Regions from separate parts of the Mus musculus genome. Here region 2 is linked to region 1. A link is a contact called in ENCODE Hi-C or POLR2A ChIA-PET data. All regions are on one chromosome and are shown on one strand. Each heading gives the region's core, a stretch centred on a gene start or an enhancer-like site at or near the end of the contact. The rest is flanking DNA. Distances are from core to core; before and after follow the strand shown. Region 1 holds the start of Thsd7a (thrombospondin, type I, domain containing 7A). Region 2 holds the start of Tmem106b (transmembrane protein 106B).

What was found. Hi-C counts contacts between places; a loop is a spot of excess contacts on that map. ChIA-PET counts read pairs that join two places held with the same protein, here RNA polymerase II (POLR2A).
Region 2: a map of heart shows a loop between it and region 1 (4-fold over the local background). The contact joins the promoter of Tmem106b here to the promoter of Thsd7a in region 1. A Hi-C loop is called at or near these places in 5 of 37 maps with a recorded cell type or tissue (heart and left cerebral cortex). POLR2A ChIA-PET finds 5 or more read pairs at or near these places in 1 of 5 experiments (Patski).

What each region holds. Positions count from the first base shown.
Region 1 is chr6:12,747,595-12,752,167 of GRCm38, reverse strand. It overlaps Thsd7a (thrombospondin, type I, domain containing 7A), which reads left to right and starts at 2,915. Exons shown (of 28, transcript NM_001164805.1): 1 at 2,915-3,371. The coding sequence starts at 3,215.
Region 2 is chr6:13,067,051-13,071,760 of GRCm38, reverse strand. It overlaps Tmem106b (transmembrane protein 106B), which reads right to left and starts at 2,002. Exons shown (of 9, transcript NM_027992.3): 1 at 1,801-2,002; 2 at 1,347-1,453; 3 at 1-19. The coding sequence starts at 17.

The sequences.
Region 1 (4,573 bases), core at 1,666-4,165:
AGATAGATAGATAGATAGATAGATAGATAGATAGATATAGATATATTTATGAGTGTACATATCATCATATAGTAGAGTTTTGAAATGATAGCACAGAAGCAATGGACAATTAAGGTTGCCAATTAGGTTAGAATTGTGCCATTTCTAAGTAACTTACATTTATCCTCTGTTGGTTTGGAAGACTTTTATAGTCCTGGGTCATTAATACTTGAACAGTTCATGAAAAATGATGAACGACTTACTTCATGACAGGTTATACAGATGGTCAATTTAATCTTCATCCTTGAGACTTCTCTAGATTGTATTTTGCCATCATACCATTAAACATTTGTGTATTATTCATATCATTTTAGAAAACAAAGGTTGGTATTTCTTACTATCTCTGGCCATTCATCAGGTTTATTGATACAGTTTATTCAAGTGAGTAGTACTTCTTTTTTTCTCTCACCAGGATGTGTATCTGAATGTATACATCACTTTGTCTTTTCAGAGACCCAAATAATTTTGTCCTCAAGTGCAGTAATGACACTGTTATGAACAGAAATGTGGCCTTGGTGGAGTCAAATGTTCCCATGACTGAGTTCCTGTAACACTGTTTAGAGATGATTCCACTTGTTCGGAACATTTGTTCATGTGTATGTGAAGGGTGTCTGTGCGGGTCTCCTAAGCTTGGTTTACGTTTCCATTAAATATAAGAGCCAACCCAGGACAAATTTCAAACCCACAACATGCACAACATGTTATCCTTCTTGTGTGTTTTAAATGACAACAGGTGTAGATTTAGAAGTTAGCCTTGATATTAGAGTTGTCATGTTTAGTCTCTGGAATGGATAAGTAATTATTATACAATCCTGGATACATAAGAAAAATCAATTATTATTATTATTATTATTATTATTATTATTATTATTATTATTATTACTTACACTAAGATATGGAGTGTGACATCTGATGGCTTTTGGGAGGTAGGTGGTCAACTTGCAAATTAACGAATTTACCTTCTTCCACCCTCCGTATTCTGTTATACACGGAGCCTCCACCTGGTAAATTGACTTGGGGCTTATGGAGAACACTATGAATGGGCATTAATAACGCAGAATCTACAATTCCATTCACGGTTGAAGACCTTCAGGGATGAGCACTAACGACAACTGAGAAATACAAATAGAAGGGAAAGGAAGAGGCTTCCATGCAGAGTGGTATTGCATGGAGGAGCCATTTCTGAAGGACAGAACCTAGGAGGCAATGGCAGGTCTTTTTCTTCTTTGGCAGTGTGAATATTGAAGGACTTGCTCCTTCAGGGGGGTATACATTAGTTAGGACCAGCCTGCCTTTGTATCCCTATCAACCTATAATCTTTTGATCACTGCCTATTTTTCACCAGTGTAGAAACAGTAAGCCACAGTGGCTTATCGCCTCTAATCACAAGCCCAGGGCCAGGACTCTCTGAGCTTTTAATTCCCTCTTAGAGGCCTAACAGAGTGAAAAGTAAACAAAGACCAAATTTGCAACCGTGAATGCAGCTAATTTCCTCTGATGTCAGAATACTTAAACAGGCAGGACCTGGGAATTATTTGATCAAACCTGCTTTTAATCTAATGCATGCAGAAGGGTTATGTCTGGAAAGCTCAGCAAAATGACACACATCTCCAGGGAGCCTTCTGGAAGGAAGCTTTCCTCCCTAAGAAACTGTAGCTTTCTCATTTCAGACTCATGGGTTATTGGGTCCTTGGGGGTGAAGTCACTAAGAGAAGTTTTTCTGCCTTTTAAATTGTATTGTATTTGGTGTAAGACAGGCAACCAAATGACCATAGTTATCCTTAGCTTTTGGTTGCTGGGGAATTTTGGTGTTGTTGTTGTTTTGCTTTGTTTTAATTGGCTAACTGCCTTGATACTATTTAAGCGTTACAAGGAAATGAATTAATAATAAAAGACTGTTATTGTGAGTGGGGGAAAAAAGGGACAAAGCTTTATCTGACTGCACACATTCTTCTGTTAGGCCTGATCTAATAAAATAGAGAACAAAAGGTACAAGCCATGTGGTTTCTTGTTTTGGTTGTGAAAAAGCACTTAAAAGAATTAGTATTTGTCTCAGGAATGAAATTTAAGTAGAAATAGTTATTAACTGGGTGGAAGCCAACTGCTGCTACTGACTCATTTGCGGCTTAATTTTTATCCCCACCTCTGGTCCTTAGTAGTGCGTTTTCAATAGTGATGGAAGAGAAAGGAATGGAACTTTTATGCACTTCATCATTAAAACAGAATATACTGGCAGTGTTTGTACATTCTTATTCATGCAATTAGACAGCGTCGTGCACACTTTTAAGTACGAAGTCGCTTTCAAAGGCAGTTACAAGACAATGTGTTGACTTTGACACATATTAACCACGGTCACATTGTTACTGAGGATGGGCTGAAGTTAAAAAAATAACAAAAACAAAAAACAAAAAACACGGAAGTGCTCAAGTTCCTTTTGATAGTGAGCCCTGGTCTGTTCCCTATCAGGTTCATAAGTACCGCTCTTCTCATAAAGTAATTCAGAAGGCACGGCGGCTTCAGAATAAATGACCAAGGCTGATGCTTTGTGTAAATATGCAGGGAGAATAACACGCCACTAGATCAGCATTTGACTCCTTGGGTGACGATGAATTTCAATGTCAGTTATTCGTCATCCTGAAGCCTGCCCCGTGATGATGCCTTTTATTGGTGTATCCTTGTGAACATATTTCAGCGCACCATGTGCCGGGGAGTTCTCGGGGCGGGCGCGTGGGGTCTGGGTGCTGGCCCTGTGCCCTCGCTGCCCCCCGCCGGTGGTCCCCTCGGGTCCCCTTGGCTCTTCTCAGCTCTCTCTTCTCCCCTCCCTTCCCTACAGCTGGCGGCGGGGGCTGCTCCTCTCAGAGCTCTGGGCCGGCTCTGTCAGCTGGGGCCCCCTGCGGCCGGCTGTGTCCCTCGCCGCTAGGACCTGCCAGTCTGCGCGCCATGGCAGCGGCGGCAGCATCCCCGCCAGCATCCCCGCCAGCCAGCGGCGGCGGCGGTGGCGTCCACGGCCGCCGCTGATGCTATTGTTCCCTAGTGTTAGTTGCTCTTTGGCTGCTTTTCATCTGGAGCGAACAATAGAAGCAGGGAGAGCTTTGCTTTCTCTACTGGTGGAGAAGGAAAGACCGTCCCCTGCGAGAGTGGTGCGGCTCCGGAGGCTGGAGCGGCTGCGGACAGCATGGGGTTGCGAGCCGGGCGCCTGGCGTCCCCGAGCCGGGGCGTCCTGCAGCTGCTGCGGTTGCCACTGCTCTTGCTACTCCTGCTGAGCTCTGGCGCCCGCGGGGCTGCGGCGCAGGGAGACACCGAGGTGCCCACCCTCTATCTGTGGAAGACCGGTAAGTGGGACAGAGTTGTCCTTTGCTCTATCTCCAGATCTGGGACTATGATCCGGAGCGAGCTAAGGGCTCCTGAAGGAGCCTCTGTGTTTCCAACTGGTCCTGATTATGCCAGGATCCCCAGGTCAAAAGTATGATCCCTGCAAGCGAATTAGGTCATGTCCTATGCCATTAGGAAAGAACAACATAACTAAGAGGCAACAGTGAGTCACTGGGTGATTGTTTCTCTAGCCGCTCGGCAGTGAATGAGGGCAGCGCTGTACTTTCATTACAAAGTGAAGTGCTTTTAAAATCTGGGTTTCCAGTCTTAGACTTTCTAAAATGACATTCTAGCAATATACAGGTAGACAGTTCTTTTTTTTTTTTTTTTTAATGCGGTGTTTTGGCAAACACACACACACACACACACACACACACAGAGAGAGAGAGAGAGAGAGAGAGAGAGAGATTTAAATGTATTAAGCATAGCTTTGTGGTGTGTGGGACACCAGGGTCAAGCCCTGTGCAGGCAGCTCTAACAGGGAAAACTGGATAGTGCAATTTGTAACGAGTGATTCAAAGTGATCTTTTACGCCGTGGAGTGATTAACATGGAGGTTTAGAAACTTTTCTTTCCGGGAAAGAAGTCTTTTCGCTTTGTTTTTTTGACAAAACAAGAAAAGTAGCAACTCACTGCTCCTCAGACTCTCCCGGCAAAGCGCTGTAGAAGCAGAACACACAGGGAAACAACAAAACCTTAGAGCTCCAGGCTCCCCTCTCTGCTGAGGGTGGGTGGATGCTCTCCAACCACTATGGAAGACGGAATTCCTGAGCCTACCAGAAACTTCACACACTCACCGGAGACAAGTGGAGGAGCTATTCTCCTCGCTTATAGCTGAGGATGACTTGAGAGTTCCTGAGTGATGCCAAATATCAAGATAGGAACAAGATAGAAAGAAAAAGTGTCCAGATCACAGTCCAGGCAGAGTGGGTCTTCTGGCTTCAGTCCTCCGACCGACCTGCTGAGGAGGCAGATCCATTTACGCCAGAATCACACCGATGACTAAAGGTTTAAAGAAGGTTCATACATCCAAGCAACGTGGTGAGGCATTGAACAGAAAATCACTTAAAGACAAAACACCCTTTACCTTGGAGAATCGCATAATATACTAATGCACTCTTGTACACGCGCAAATACAGGCACAGATTAGTCAAAGCAAAGTC
Region 2 (4,710 bases), core at 753-3,252, 320 kb before region 1:
GAAAGAGACTTTCCCATGTCTAATGAAAAAGAAAAATCTGACAGTAAATTCCATGTGGAAAAAAAGAGTCTCAGACCCTATGGGATATATTTACAGGGTTAGGCAAATGCAAATTACTTGTAGGATTAAAATTATGTTCAACCAAAGTAATGTCTGATACAAGGAAACCATTTGTAGCATTCAGAAAGTACTTTTCTAACAGAACATTATGAAACCAAATCCTGTAAGACTTGTAATGTGAACAATGTTTAAAATGGTAACAGTTGGCAAAAGTTTACAGTGTCAATGGAGATGCTAGGCTTTCTTAGCATGTTCAAAACAGAAATATGGTTTTAGTTTTTTGTAGAGAAAAACATATTTTAACTATAAACCAGTTGGCACTGCAGGTGAACTTGTTGGCCTGTTACAACAGATATGTATATCACCAGCTAACTTCAAAGTGACTCATTTCACTCACTTAAATTCATACTCCTTTAGTTGTCAATAAAACCCTAGAAGTACATGACTGAAAAGAACATGAAAAGCCACATAATACAACATGCCGGTTTTCTGAGAGACAAAATAATAGAAAAAGCAAACAAAAATTTTAAATGGTACAATTCCATTCTCCCTGCGGTTATCCATCACTTATCAGATTCAAAATACGAACTACACAATCACAGATACTACTTTTAATTTAATATTTTTCATTAAAAAATAAAATGATACTAAGTGATTCAGGTCACCCCAGATGAAGGAAATTCATATCTGCTTTTCAAAATCTGAATGCTACTTGTTGAATTCACTCACTGTGTAGACAGCAATATTAAATTTAAAAACTTGAGTCATATAGAAAAGGAGTAAAAAAAAATGAATAAATATACTTTCAGAAGTTCTGTGTACACACTGTGTACCATAGCTCAGAAATATCAGTGATTGTGACTTACACACACACAGTATCTTACTGTGGCTCAATGACAGCGAGTCAGAGCCAAGCCAACACTTGGCAGCCACAGGTGCACAGGGGTGAATTGTAATCAGTACCGGCTCCTTACACTGTGACCTTGGAAGCTTTGGAGTACACAGGGTGGTTTAGAATCAGCTGACACTAGACAACACGTGGTGTCATCACAGGGGTGAAAACTGTGTCCCACAAATGGGAGCCTTTATGGCAAAAGGCTAGGGACAGCTAAGTGGTTCTGGTCTCCGCTGGCTGCCTTACTCAGACCCACAGTAACCTTGACATATTCTGCTGAAGGTGGGTTTGGGTACACACCAGATTAAGCAGTCACTTGAATCCTAGCCTTCTTGCTTAGCTTTTCTTGAGGCTATTGACAAGTGTAACCCCTGTCATTTTGGAAACTTACTTGAGGTTTTTAAAGGGAGTGGTAGATCCCCTTCGTCTCCTCCCCGGGCTCTCAATGTTTATACCGCGGTCTTGTGAACTCAACACGGTTCTCAGATGCTCTAGAAACTGGGAAAAAGATAAATTCAGCAGCGCATGCAACTGAGATGTGTCACCTGTTTGTGTGCAGACCTGGGGTTAGTTCTGAGGGGCTCAAGGGAGACGGAAACGAGCGCTTTTCAAAGGGCATCACAGGCAAACAAACCCCCGGAAGAAATCAACATCCGAGTCACCTTGCAACTACAACTGTCAAGCCCCAGAGCTACTCGGCCGCTCAGATCAAGGGCCCTGGCGCCGCCCGAGCCACCCCGGGAGCGAAGCCAAGGCCCCCGCGGTGACAACCCCGCACCCGGCTCGCCGCGGCCTCCCTCACCGCTCGGGCAGGGGACGTGGGCCCCACGGCCCGGGTCGCTCACCCGCACGCGGAGTGCTGCGCGGTCCCGGGATGCTCCGGTGCGTGCGGGCCGCAGGACAGGGTCACAGCGTCCCGGTCCCGGGGCCGGGCCGAGCGCCGGTAGAGTGCAGCCGGGAGAGCTGCGGGGGAGGGGTAGCACAACAACTGCATCAGCTGAGCTCCGTACCGGGAGAGCCTGCGCGTGCGCTTGCGCAGTTCGCCCCAGGAAGGAGGGGCTAGGCCCTGGAATGGACACTACGCATGCGCACTGTCACCGGTTTGAAGGGAAGTTGCCAGGGTGAAAGCTTCTGGTTTTGTCACCTGTCTCTTCTCTAGACTGGAAAGTTTCAAAATAGTACTAATTGCGCCTGGCTTACGAATAATCGGTTTTCCCTTTTCCCCTCCACCAGGCTGATTCCTTTTGTAAAGGGGAGGAATGTGCACCGTCGCAATTTTGAGCGATCGTGTTCTCAAGTCTAGATTTGCAGACACAAAACTTCCTTCCTGGGGTTAGAATGAGCCGGTTGGTGCACATTTCTGGCAGAGTTGCAGGCCAGAATTTTGTTATTGAGTTTTCATTTAGAAATTAATGTCACCGGGAAGACGCACCCCCGCCCCCGCCTTGGTTTAATCTTGTTTTGATTTTGTACTTAAATTCACATTATTCAGTGCATGCAATAAGAGTTGTACCCCAAAGCTCATGACCAAGTGAGTTGTTAAAGGAGTGTCCCAATCCATGCACCTCATTGTCCAGTCATAATTTACAGTGAGTTGAGGCTACAGTGGCTCATTTTAGTGGCTCGCCAGTGTTATAGTCAAAGGTTGTTATGACCTCTTTTCTGTCTTCCTGATAATCAAGATGTATTAAGTGGCTCATAAGATTCCTGGATGGGATTATAATAAGATAAAATTGAAAGCAAGAACAGATGCGGTTGCTAAAGGAGTTTAATAGCTTCCCTATAAATGGGGTTTCTGGTGAAATTCCTAGAAAATTAACAGAGTTATAACTGGGAAGTAAGCATCTCTTAATTGTGTTTTTTTTTTTTTTTCTTTTTCTTTTTTTTTTTTTTTTTTTTCCTTCTCTACTGGAAAAAAGCAACTGCACTGGGCGAGGAGCTCCCAATTTTGTCCCGCTCTTCTAAACTGCCTTGTATGTATTTGGAAAGTATTTTGATTTATGACCATCTTCTATGTATATAAAAGTTTCATGAAATTGTTATCACATTGGGACATTGGTATTTGGAATAGCCCAAGTCTTTGTTTTCAGGTCATGGTTCCTCATATTGGCTTTAGAATAAACTCTTTGTCCTTTTGAGGTGAGAGCTGTGTATTTTCCATCTACATAAGCAGGATGTTTTAAGACTATTTAAAACATTCACCTCCTTAGGTCCGGCAATTTCACTCTGTGAGATTCATCCTAAATTATAATGAGAATTCTAAAGTAAAGTTGTGTGCAGTGTGTAACCAGTTTCTTAGGATTTCAATAGAGTTAACAATAGCTTCGAAGTAGACCATGGCAACTCTTATAAAGAATACATTTATTTGGGGTTGGCTTACAGTTTCAGAGGTTTAGCCCGTTATGCTCCTGGCAGGAAACATGGCAGCAACCAGGCAGACATGATACTGGAGGAGCTTAGAGTTCGACATCAGAGACAGCAGGGAAGTGAATTAGCTCCTTAGACCCCAAGGCCCTCTCCCTAGTCAGCACCTCCTCCATTTAAGCCACACCCTCCCTAATAGTGCTACTCCCTTTGGGCCAATCCTTCACACTCAGGGTCCAGAGGCTGTTCCTATTCAAACCACTGCAAGGAAACTAAATACACATAAACTAAATACCTGATTAAGTCACACCAGCAGTGCACTTGATAAAATGATTGCTTTTGAGATGTGGTTCCTTGGGTTGCACACTAGTTGCCCTAAAACTTGCTGTGAGAACAGCCTTCCTTCCCTTCAATAAGATCCAATATGAAGCCCACTTGATGTGTATTAAAAGGCATTTAAACATAGAGTTTAAGCATAGACTTAAATAGAAATGAAAGGGACTCAGAGAATGTATAAATCTCATCTGAGAACATGGCTGTGGGCTCCTCAAGAGAGAATCACACTTCATTGTCTTTATAGTAGCCACACATACATTTTGGGGTGGGTTTTCAGTAATCTTTAAAGGTTCATTAAGGAACGTAAATGGGATTAGAGCTCCTGTGGAGTCTTGAATAGGATTACAACTCACAATGTAAAGCGACCTAGGGGTGCAGAAAGTTAAGATAAAAGTTTACCAAAAAAAAAAAAAAAAAAAAAAAAAAAAAAAAAAGACACGTTTGTGAAAGCTTCTTAAAATATCAAGGACTGAGAACATACATGATGTCTTATGCACTCTTTCTATTGGGTGTTTTGTTTTTGTTGTTATTTTTACAGTTTTAAAATGAGTATTGTTTCTATGTCTGCAACATCACAGTAAGTGTTAATTATGCTGGAATCCTTAACTCTCAACTGAAGACAGACTCCAACTAGCCTCCAGAGTAAGGGTCTTTTCCCCCACCTCCATAATTACACCTGTCTTTCTATATTATTTTTCTATAGTGCCTCAGTTACATGCTCATACACTGTGATGGTTTTATTATGCTATGTTTAGGTATGGCCCCCATAGATTCATATGTTTGGACAAGCCTATGGGGGCCAGGAAGCAGAATGTGATGGTGTGTATATGCTCTGCCCAAGGAGTGGCACGATTAGAAGGTATGGCCCTGTTGGAGCTTGTTTTAAAAGGTTGTAAGTATAGCAGCTGTTAGTGTTGGCATTTTGTCAGGCTCTGCCCCGCAGTTACCTGTTGCCAGGTGTGCCTGACTCTATAAAAGGGGCTGCTTGTCCCCTCCTCTCTCTCTCTCTCTTGCCTTCTTGCTCTAGCTCTGCCCATTGGCCTTTACACAGGCTC